2 separate regions of the Mus musculus genome follow, and region 1 is linked to region 2. The links are chromatin loops, found by intact Hi-C in ENCODE. Cell type or tissue: left cerebral cortex. All regions are shown on one strand. Each heading gives the region's core, and the rest is flanking DNA. Links, peaks and the distances in the headings are about the cores only. Region 1 holds the start of Med21 (mediator complex subunit 21). Region 2 holds the start of Stk38l (serine/threonine kinase 38 like).

Region 1 (5,377 bases), core at 70-5,069, 82 kb before region 2:
TGTAACAAGGCTAATCAATAACAGGCGACAGCCTCCAAAGGCACTAGTAAGATATCTTTTGTTGACTGGTTGATTATCTCAAGTCATACTACACTATCAAAAAGCTAACACAGACTCATTGCTTTAACAGGACTCTTCAAACAGTCCACAGATAAGTCCAGTGGTTGGGGGCTTTGGCTGAAGTAGGTGGACCTGGCAGAAGGCTCAGGGACATGAGTAAATTTTGGCTAAGAATCTTGGGATTGCAGCATGGGTTGTCTTGAGGTGACCCCATTGCAGCATGGGTTGTCTTGAGGAGGCCCCATTGCAGCATGGGATGTCTTGAGGTGGCCCCATTGCAGCATGGGTTGTCTTGAGGAGGCCCCATTGCAGCATGGGATGTCTTGAGGAGGCCCCATTGCAGCATGGGATGTCTTGAGGAGGCCCCATTGCAGCATGGGTTGTCTTGAGGAGGCCCCATTGCAGCATAGGATGTCTTGAGGTGGCTCCTGTACTTCAGGCAGCTCTCTTCTATGGGGCTGGCAACCTCAGACTCTTTACCAAGTGGGATAAGTTGCAGCCTATCAGTAACCATCTGTTTTAAGTGTTCTTTCAGAAGTGTTTAACCAAGATGGCACGGGTGCTCAGCATGTAAAGGTGTTTGCAGAACAAGCCTGACAACCCAAGTCCAATCCCTAAGACTCACCTATAATAGAGAACAATTCTACAATGTTCTACGACCTTCACATGCACGTTGTGACATATACACACATACATATCACACACACAAACATAATGCACACACACAATAAATAATTTTAAAATGTTTTCATTCTTTTCTGTCTGCTCTTTTATTTTTTTGCTTTTGTGTAGAGAAATTTTTTAAATTTATTTTATATAGGGGAGTTTTGTCTGTGTGTATGTCTGTGTGCAAGATGTGCACTAACCCATCCAGATTTTTGGGGTTTTTTTAGACATGGTCTCACTATGTAGCTCTGGCTGCCCTGGAACGTGATGTATAGAATAGGCTAGTCTCAAACTCAGAGATACAAGTACCGGGATTAAAGGCAAGTGCTACCAAACCTAACTGTCAATTTCATTTGTAAGAGGAAGTGCAAGACCTGTGGAGGTTCCCAGTTTGACCACAGTGGTAAAGTACACTGTTGGTGGAAATGAAGACAGATGTGAAACACAAGTGGAACTTCCTATAGACGAGTGGGAAAAAATATCCCAGAAGCTGAGATCCTCAAAATTATTTCCTCGATTTCAAAATGCCATTCCATCTACTAGAATTTTAAATCCCAAAGTCATGTGTTACTAGGATTTGAGACCTTTGGAAAGTGACTGGGATCTTCAGGTCCCCTTAAGGGCCCATTCATGTTGATGGGCTATAATGTGATTGACGTGTGCTCTCTTGCCCTGCCTTGTAACAGGCCCGGATTTTAGCACAACTTACTCTACGATGAAGTATCATAAAACTGAGGATGTAGGCAGCACCACCTGCCAAAACGAAAATAAAAGTCCATATCAAAGTCCATAGTTCTGGGAAAGTCTGTAAATGTACTAACCTTGCTTTTTGGTTTCTGTAGTTACACTTCTACCCAACTATTTTTGTTAACTGAGTCATGTCAACTCAAGATACGAATTTTGTGCTAGAAAGTTCACCCTGAGGAAGGCTGGGATCCTGAATACCCAGTATAGTCGATGGCTGGCTAATCATGACTATCTGTTGGCTTAAACCACATCTGAGGAGTCTTCTCTGGTGGATACCTCCCAACCTCCTCATCTGTTATGTCCTCCTCTGTTAGGATTCACCAAGAAGGCTCTCTCACGATGACAGTCCACCTTGATAGTGGACTTCCCAGCCTCCAGAACACTGTAGGGAGTAAACGTTCTTTGTAATTGCTTGTCTGTGCTATTCAGTTGTAGCAACAAAAAACAGGCTCACATACCCACCCACCTCCAACTCCAGAAATGATCATCTTGGAAACTATGATAAACAGTTTGTCTGAGTTCCACAAACCAGGTATTTGCAGATTCAGGACTCACTTCCCATCAGAATATCCCCAGGCTAACAGAAATGACCTTTCTGCTATCACCCTTCACACGGAAAACTGTCAGGAAGCCCCAGTTCTAAATTTACATTCTGAAGCTGATCTTTCTTAAGATCGAACCTGCCTAGACCGGGCGTGGTGGCGCACACCTTTAATCCCAGCACTTGGAAGGCAGAGGCAGGCAGATTTCTGCGTTCGAGGCCAGCCTGGTCTACAGAGTTTGCACCTCCTACCTTCAAATGCTCTTCTTCCTCCTTTTCACTTTACTTATCACCCGTTCCTCATCACAGAGCTGTTTAATGCTTTCCATTTCCCCCAGGCACTCCCACTCAGAATTAAAGCACTAATCTAGTCTCCAGTTGGGTAAGCACCTCCTGCCCCAAACTAATTAGCCACCCTTTTCTAGCCATTTTGATTTCCTGGAGAATGTTAATTTCTCGAATTTAAATGTTGTGAATGGCGGGCTGCGAGTATGCTTTGTGGTATACCTGCAAAGTAAAAGCAAAGGAAAACAAGTGTTCCAGATAAACAAAACAAAGAAACGAACGAACAAAAACAAAACCCCTCACAAACAAAACACATTCCAGGCCAGCCAGGACTACACCGTGAGGCATAGCCTCGTCAGAGCTAACAGACAGAATGGAGGAAGCACCTTCCCTTCACAGGCTCGGTCCAGCGTAAACGCGAACCCGTAGCAGCTCAGCCTGCACGCGTCCCTCCTCCCCCACACCAGCCCTGGATCCCACCCGCCTGACGTCAGCAGGCCCGCAGGCTGGCCCCGCCCCTCCCCGGCAGCATGCTTCCTTAACCACGCCCCTCAAGGAGGAAGGCCTGTGATTGGTCCGGAGGCGTCATAAATTGGCCAATCGCTCGCGCTCTAGCAGCTTTTGCGCACCCTTGCGTGCGTGGTGAACATGGCGGATAGACTCACTCAGCTGCAGGACGCTGTGAACTCGGTGAGGGCTTTCCTCTGCTCGCCAGCCTTGCTTTCCTGACGCGGAGAGAGGAGGAAGGGGCGAGGCAAGGCCCCGGGGAGCGCGCAGATTGAGGTCGCCGCGGGCGGCGCACCCCGTGAGGCCTGGGTCTCACGTAGTCCACAGGGCGGGGTCTGAGGAGACGGGCCTGTCCTGAGGGGAGACCGGGCCGGGCGGCTTGTCCTGAGGGGAGGCGGGACCCGGGGGCCTGTCCTGAGGGGAGGTCGGAGCCGCCAGTCTCTCCTAAGGGAGGTGGGACCCGGGGGTCTCTCCTGAGAGGATGTGGGACCTGCCAGTCTCTCCTGAGAGCCATGGGACCCGGGGCCTCTGGTGAGGTGCGAACTTGAGGAAGGGAACGAGTGGCCGCTAATAAGGAGGGGACCCGACGACGGCCTCTCCTGAGGAGACTCAAGGTCTGCGGCCAGGTAGCCAGGAAGCGAGTACTCAAGTTCCAGGGATGCTTCTAGAACTTCCTTTGTGGGGCAGCACACGCCTAAGCACTTTTGTGTGTATCCCTCCCTCGCGTTTCAATTTCAACCTGCCAAACGGATTTCTCCTGTGATTCCACCTCTGAGGCTGAGACAGGAGGATTGCAGCGAGCTCCGGGCCAGCCTGAGCTCCAGTTTGATAGCCCATCTCAGAAAACAAAACACAAAAGACCACAACAAAGTGTTGAGTGTTTGTAGGTTGGTGTATGAGTGACCAGGGCGTGAGCTTGCCTTGCTTTCTGTAGGCCTTCACTCCTCCCTCCGCTCTTGGCGACTCCAGCACCAATGGTTGGAGAGTAACGTCTAGAAGAGGCCAGATCCTGGCCTCTCCGTTTCTTTGCATTTGTTTAAGTCTGCTTTACGATCTTCCCTAAGAGGCTCTTATAGGTGGAGTGAAGCTCTTACAGCACAGTACCACAGAACAGTGAATGTACACAAGAGGGATTTTTGTTTTGTTTTGAGATGGTCTCACTGTGTAGCTCTGGCTGACCTGCACACTGTGGAGACCAGATTGGCGTTAAAAACAAAAAAAAAAAACAGCCCAGTAATCAAAATCTACAACAAAAGCTCCTGAAAACTGCTAGCTTCTCTAACTTTGTCGCCTCTGGCTGTTATTCTGGCTTAATTGTACATGAATGGAAAACTAAATACTGAGCCTGGAATGGTGACCCACATCTTTAATTCCTGTAATCCCAGCACTTGGGAGGCAGAGGCAGGCGGATTTCTGAATTCAAGGCCACCTGGTCTACAGAGTGAGTTCCAGGAGAGCCAGGGCTACACAGAGAAACCCTGTCTCGAAAAAAAAAAACCAAACCAAAACAACAACAACAAAAATAGTGCAACAGTTTTCCATTGGTAATTAAAATCTCTTAGTGTCATTCTGGTTGTAGTTTGATGTAGAAGAGCCTACACAGTATATGCCTGCTGAAAAAAAAAATCTAAATACCTAGTTCTCTGGACAGTGTTTTTTAAACAGGAATGTTATAACAAGGCTTCTTGGTAATTCATCATTTTTGAGAGTACATTGAAATTGTGTATCTACTAGTGGGAAGACTAGTCTATTCTGTGTAAATAAAGTAGTTTTAAAGTTGAGGGGCTATCTCTTAAATGTTGATGAAGTCACCAAGGTACATTCTGTTTTGCAAAGATTCCCTGGGCTGCCAGCCAACCTCTCCCAAGAAAATACTTTTGTAATTTTACAAGTCTTTCTTGTTTTAATTTAAATTTTTTTGGTTTTACAAATCTTAATAATGCTGTGTAGAAGCTCATCTCCTAAGTATGCATATTCATGTAGGTCCTATAGTTAGGATGTTAAGGATACGATATAGTCTTAGGAGTACTGATAATTGAGTTAATATGTATGCCTACTGTGTCTACAGGGAATGTGTTTACAAAGAACTATTCTAGGAGCTTAGAAAGATGTCATAAACTCAAGAGACTTTTAGATGATGCAAACAAACCCCATATGTGGCTAGGGAGTTACAGTGGATTGTTTTCAGCTCTTAAGAGCTAAAGTAGATTGGAACACAGAGCAATATTAACATTTGTTCTGCCATCTGGAAACTCCATGTTCATTTCTATAATATATACAGTACTTGTCATGGAGTTGGTTTTTCAATAAATATTTTTGAACAGATTAATAATGGGTCTTGAATGAATTTACAAGACAGAACACTAGCTGCTGTATTGAGTAAGCTTCATTTATATTTTTCTTTCTTATGACAGTGCTGCTAAATAGAACACTGCAACTTAGAAAGCCAACCAGGTTAGCTTTTCAATGACAATTCAGAATTTTACATTGAAATAATGACAGCAAAACAATAGAAATGTTTATTGATTGGAAATACTAAATGAGGCTTCAGGGGTTAGGACTAGTGAGAAC
Region 2 (5,377 bases), core at 131-5,130:
TCACTGAGCCACACATCCAGGCCAAAAGGTAAATGTTTTGTATTGTTTCTGATACAGGAGATTGAACTCAGGGCCTTGTACATGCCAGGCAAATGCTCTACCACTAAGCTACACCACGGACTTTCCACCTTATTTATTTTTAAAGATTTATTTATTTATTATATGTAAGTACACTGTCTTCAGACACTCAGAAAAGGGAGTTAGATCTTGTTACGGGTGGTTGTGAGCCAGCATATAGTTGCTGGGATTTGAACTCATGACCTTCAGAAGAGAAGTCAGTGCTCTTACTGCTGAGCTATCTCACAAGTCCTCCACTTTATTTTTTGAGACAGGATCATCCGATGAACTTTGAGCTCTTGGAATGACTGAGCTGTCTGGGAATAAGCTCCAGAATTCTGCGCCCCCCCCCCCAGTCCTCAACTGCTATAAATATTTTAAGTTTAGATACTTTTAAAACTCTCTCTTTTATTTATTTATTTTATTTATTTTATTTTTCGAGACAGGGTATCTCTGTGTAGCCCTGGCTGTCCTGGAACTCACTCTGTAGACCACGCTAGCCTCGAACTCAGAAATCCGCCTGCCTCTGCCTCTCAAGTGCTGGGATTAAAGGTATGCGCCACCACGCCCTGCTCTCTTTTTATTTTTATTTTTTGGTTTTTCAAGACAGGGTTTCTCTGTATAGCTCTGACTGTCCTAGAACTCACTCTGTAGACCAGGCTGGCCTTGAACTCAGAAATGTGCCTGCCTCTGCCTCCCAAATGCTGGGATTAAAGGTGTACGCCACCACTGCCCAAACAGTTTAGGTACTTTTATTTGTTTATGTTGAATTTGTCTTCATTTAAGGACCAGGCCTAATTTCAAAAAAGGCCTTAAGGCTCCAGCTTCAGGAATAGACCATAAGTCCCCAAAACTAAGTTGGGGGACTAAGTCATAAGACAGCAGCTCTAGGAACAGACCATAAAATCCAGAACAAGATCATAAAACCCCCTCCCAAAGAACAGTCTGGGGATAAACACAAAAATGGGAAATATCTTATCTCAGAATGGGCCATCTGCGCTGGGCAGCCCTATTTCATCACGTGGTTGAACGATTGTGATATAGGGATACAGACCACTGGCCACACATGATTGAACATTCATGACATTGGAATGTAGACCACTGATCACCTGTGGCCCCCTAGCACCCACCAATGAGATTATAGATTACCTAATTCTTCTAGAGAGTTCCCTTGGTTTCCTGTAAGAAGGCCTGCCTGCCTTTGTCTGGGATCGTCATTTCAAAGAATGGTTGACCCTTGCATACTGGATGTTTCTGTGGAATAAACACTCTTTGTTTTTGCATACTATCTGAGTCTGGGCTCTTCCTTCAGTGATTTTTGGACCCTTACATTGTATATATGTGTCTCTGTGTAAGTGTGCACATGTACATGTATGTAGGTGCCTCTGGTAGCTGAAAAGGGGCATCCAATTTCCTGAACTGGAGTTACTAAGGTGTGCACCATCTGCTGTGGGTGCTGGGAACCTAACTCTGGCCTTTTGTGAGAGCAGAAGAGGGCCATCCTCTAGCCCTTGCATATATTGTTTTAATAGTGTAAAAGCTAAGGGTATTTCATAAAATCCCACTGTTTGAAGAATGGATTTGTTTTTTTTTGTTGTTTTGTTTTTTTTTTGTTTTTTTTTTTTTTTGTTTTTCGAGACAGGGTTTCTCTGTATAGCCTTGGCTGTCCTGGAACTCACTCTGTAGACCAGGCTGGCCTCGAACTCAGAAATCCACCTGCCTCTGCCTCCCGAGTGCTGGGATCAAAGGCGTGCGCCACCACACCCGGCTCCAAGAATGGATTTGTTAATAGTGATTGGGAATATTGGTTTGTCTTACTCAAAGACCAGTTTTATCTTAAAAAGCAAAACTCTTGTCACTTTCCCAAAACTCTCCCCTGTGTTCTCCATGGGAAAGTGATTTTCTAAATATCACACACTCTTCTCCCTTTATCCACAGATTCACTTTGGCAGTACCCACAGTCAACCATGTTCCAAAATTATGAAGTGGAAAATTCCAGAAATAAATGATTCACCAGTTTTAAACTGAAAATGCCGTTCTAAGTAGCCAATGAAGTCTCTCACTCCCCTCACTGTGTTGCTCCCAGGACGCTAGCAGTTCCTCTGGAGTGTCAATGTTGTGTATGTGAAACTCCTGGCCCCCTGGGAGGCATGGTCCTTGTTCCAATAATCCTCATTTTATTTCATAATAGCCCCAAAGCACAAGAGCAGCTGGCTGTCTACATCAAAGATAAGATTTAGCCTGCTTTTGTATTGTTAAGACTGGGTCTCACTCTGTAGCTCTAGCTGGGCTCAAACTCACTATGTAGCCCAGGCTGGTCTCAAACTTGCCGCAGCTTCTGCCTCAGCCTCCTTGGTGATGGGATTACATGCATGAAACACTGTACCTGGCGTCAAAGTTTGTTTGTTTGTTTGTTTTTTTAAAGTAAATGTTGTTGAGGTTGCTTAAATCTATGGTTCGGTTGTTAATCTCTTACTGTGCTGGATGTATAAATTAAGAGTAGGTGTGTGTAGGACACACAGTGTATAGTGTTTGGCTAGTCCGCGGGTCCTGAAGTTTGCCTGCCTACCTTTGATGCGAAGGGAAGAGACAATGACGACGACAATTTTCTAGCCTAATGCTGTATGTTATGTTGTCAACTGCTCTGGGATTTTTCAGGTAAGTTTAGCAAATTTTCATGTATGCTGGTAAGTTTCTTGTGGTCTTCCTAAATTCTAAATCCTCCTAAGCCTTTCGGGTTCAGTTATAGAGACGTGGAAGTCACAGAGCTGCTACATTGGTGATCTCTCCTCTATGGAGCCATCTTTGCATTGCCTTGAGGAGAGCTCCATCACACCAGGCCTCTCTCAGGGTCAGGCAGAACCAGTTAGAACTGGAGAGGGCCATGAGACAAGAACGTTACAACGCCCAGTAGTGATTAGACTGAGCTCAGGTTCCTGGACCAACCTACACTTCCGCCCGCGAAGGTGGGGGTCGGTACTGGCGCTGACGCCAGAAGGACACTTCCGCCTGGGTGCGTATGACGTCAGGGGCGACCCCTTTAAAAAAAAAAATCTAGGAGATCAAGTCTCGCGAGATTCTGGCGCGGCCGCTTTGGCACCGCCTCACGGGGCGGGACGAGGCGGGGCCTGGCGCGAGAGACGCGCGCCGCGGGCTGCGGTGACTGAGGAGGAGGCTGAGCGGGCGCGGGCGACACCGGCAGGTGAGAGCGGGCGAGGGCACCGGCGCCGGCGCGGGGCAGGGCCGCGGGGCTAGGGCGGCGCTCGCTGCGGGGAGGTGTGAGGGGCTTGGCGCGGTACAGCCCGCGGCGCCCAGCCCAGGTGTCCCTGGCGGAGCGGAGAACCGCGGCCGTGCGCGGCGTCCCCGGGCTGCAGGCGGGGCCGCGCCCCCACCGCCTGTCAGTCACCGGGGCCTTCGCCGAGCCGGGTGCGGCAGCCTGCGTACCGGGAGCGGAGCCGCCAGCCCCGCGCGCGTCCTGCTCCGGGCCCACCTTCCCGTCCCCTCCGGACGCAGAGGGCACGGCTCGCCGGCACAAAGTTGCCGGTGCACAGCGACGGCAAACTGTGCCCGAGCCGCGGCGTCCCTGTCACCGATGCTACTTTCTCTGTTGCGGGGTCGCTCTTGGGTCCCGAAGTTTGGAGAAACGCGGTGAAGAGATGCGAGGTGGGTCTGGAGCAGCGGCTGGTGTAGAGGTGCGCTGCTGCCGCCCCTCGGGACTCACTCGGTGCAGAGCCGGCGCGCTCTCCGGCTCCTCTGCAACTTGGGACGCGTTTCGGTAGAAGCCACTTATGGATTTGGCTCTGGTATTAGCCACACGACTGCCAAGAAGCCAGGCGAACAAAGTTCAATGGTTTTAAGGTGGTGATTACCCCTTATTTGGCAGTCGTGGCTTAAATCGGTCAGGTCTCCCTACTTTAAGTCAATAAGCCTTGCAATTTGCATATCAAGTTGTCTTGATGTCTCACGCACAAGCCTAAATGGAAAGGTTTTTCTCTTACGCCTCAGGATATATAAAACAATTAAGTTTATTATGCTCTTTCCCTCGTGGCCAAGAGGCACTTTATTTGAGTTAGTTGCTCTTGTGTCTATTTGGGGAGATAATTTAGTTAAATATACGATAAATTATGATATTGCGCGAGGTCATAAAAGTACTTTTATTTGGAAAATCCTGGTCTCAGAAGAAGTACAAGGGATAAAAGTTTGGTATTTGCCTTCGCTCTGCTGAGCGTTTTTTCTCCTAGTTAGAGGCCCGATTAGGCATCCCATTTGTTGGGATGTGTTTAGAATGAGAAGCATAGTTCGGTGTAGTTTCCGTGCTCTTTTGAAAGGCCTTGCTGTTAAGTAATGAACAAATTAGACTCAGAAAAACCACATTAAATAGAATACTGGAAGTCTCAGCACTTGTTTTCTTGAGTTTGCTTACAAATAAGCCAAAGAATAGAAACTAAGGCTGTCTAAATAAAAAGGTGTTCTCTGCAGTTTTTATTATTTAAAACAGTTTTAAATTTTAAATATATTTTGATCATAGTCCCTTCTCCCTCAAGCCCTTCCAGATCCTCTCCTCCTCTCTACCCACCCAACTTTAAGTTCTTTCTCAAAAACCAAACTCTGCAGCTTTTTAAATACTAGATTTTAATTTCAAAAAGTGGGACATTAAGAACAAAGGAAAATGATAAAAAACCAAAATGATAAAGCATTAGTCTCAGTTTGGCCATTTTTCTTTAGAAAAGTTCCACTCTCTCAAAGACCAGTGACATCTTGTTAGTAGAATTGGTAACATGCCTTAGCAAGTGCCTTCTCACAGAGCTAGGAAAAGTTGAAGACACCAAAGCCAGGAGGATTTTTGTATCTTGCTGTAATGTTAAATGAGTTTATTTTCCATAAATGTAGGACCAGTTAAGCAAGCATATTGCTGTTTGAGAATCCTAGCATTACTTTCAAATCAACAGATGGGCAAGCTATGACTGGGTTAGACTAGACATATGCAGAAAGCCTGCCCTTGAATTTTTATATGAAAAGCACCATGGTCTCTTTCAGTGAGATGATGAAAGCAAGCTTAAGGCAGCAGAGTTGTGTTTAAACAAGCAGGTATATTCTCCTATCCTTTCTTCTTTGTTCCCCCAACAGTTTCTGTTCAAGTCCCAAGGAAGTATTTAGTGAGGCATGATCAGTGCTGCCATATACAGGCTACAGGGCACTTCAATCTCCAGGTAAAGGTTCTGCTGATTGCCAGGATATTATTGTTTACAAGCATTGGAAGGAGGGATGAAGGGAGAGAAGGGTTAGTTGCCTGCCTTACACAAATGCTGTGGTCTTTGTC

What was found. Hi-C counts contacts between places; a loop is a spot of excess contacts. Peaks named below come from ENCODE experiments on the same cell type or tissue, not always from the same donor. Only the 100,000 strongest peaks of a DNase experiment are listed, where the experiment ranks them.
Region 1: a loop joins it to region 2, with 1.8 times the contacts of the local background. A loop is called at or near these places in 4 of 42 quality-filtered maps.

What each region holds. Positions count from the first base shown.
Region 1 is chr6:146,639,664-146,645,040 of GRCm38, forward strand. It overlaps Med21 (mediator complex subunit 21), which reads left to right and starts at 2,916. Exons shown (of 4, transcript NM_025315.3): 1 at 2,916-2,989. The coding sequence starts at 2,948. In left cerebral cortex, for the core only: a CTCF peak has its summit at 2,940; DNase peaks (open chromatin) are centred at 2,841 and 3,551; H3K4me3 peaks cover 1,688 bases; H3K27ac peaks cover 1,397 bases.
Region 2 is chr6:146,721,789-146,727,165 of GRCm38, forward strand. Stk38l (serine/threonine kinase 38 like) reads left to right here and starts at 3,142. Exons shown (of 14, transcript NM_172734.3): 1 at 3,142-3,259. In left cerebral cortex, for the core only: a CTCF peak has its summit at 3,244; DNase peaks (open chromatin) are centred at 3,115, 3,739 and 4,323; H3K4me3 peaks cover 2,249 bases; H3K27ac peaks cover 1,580 bases.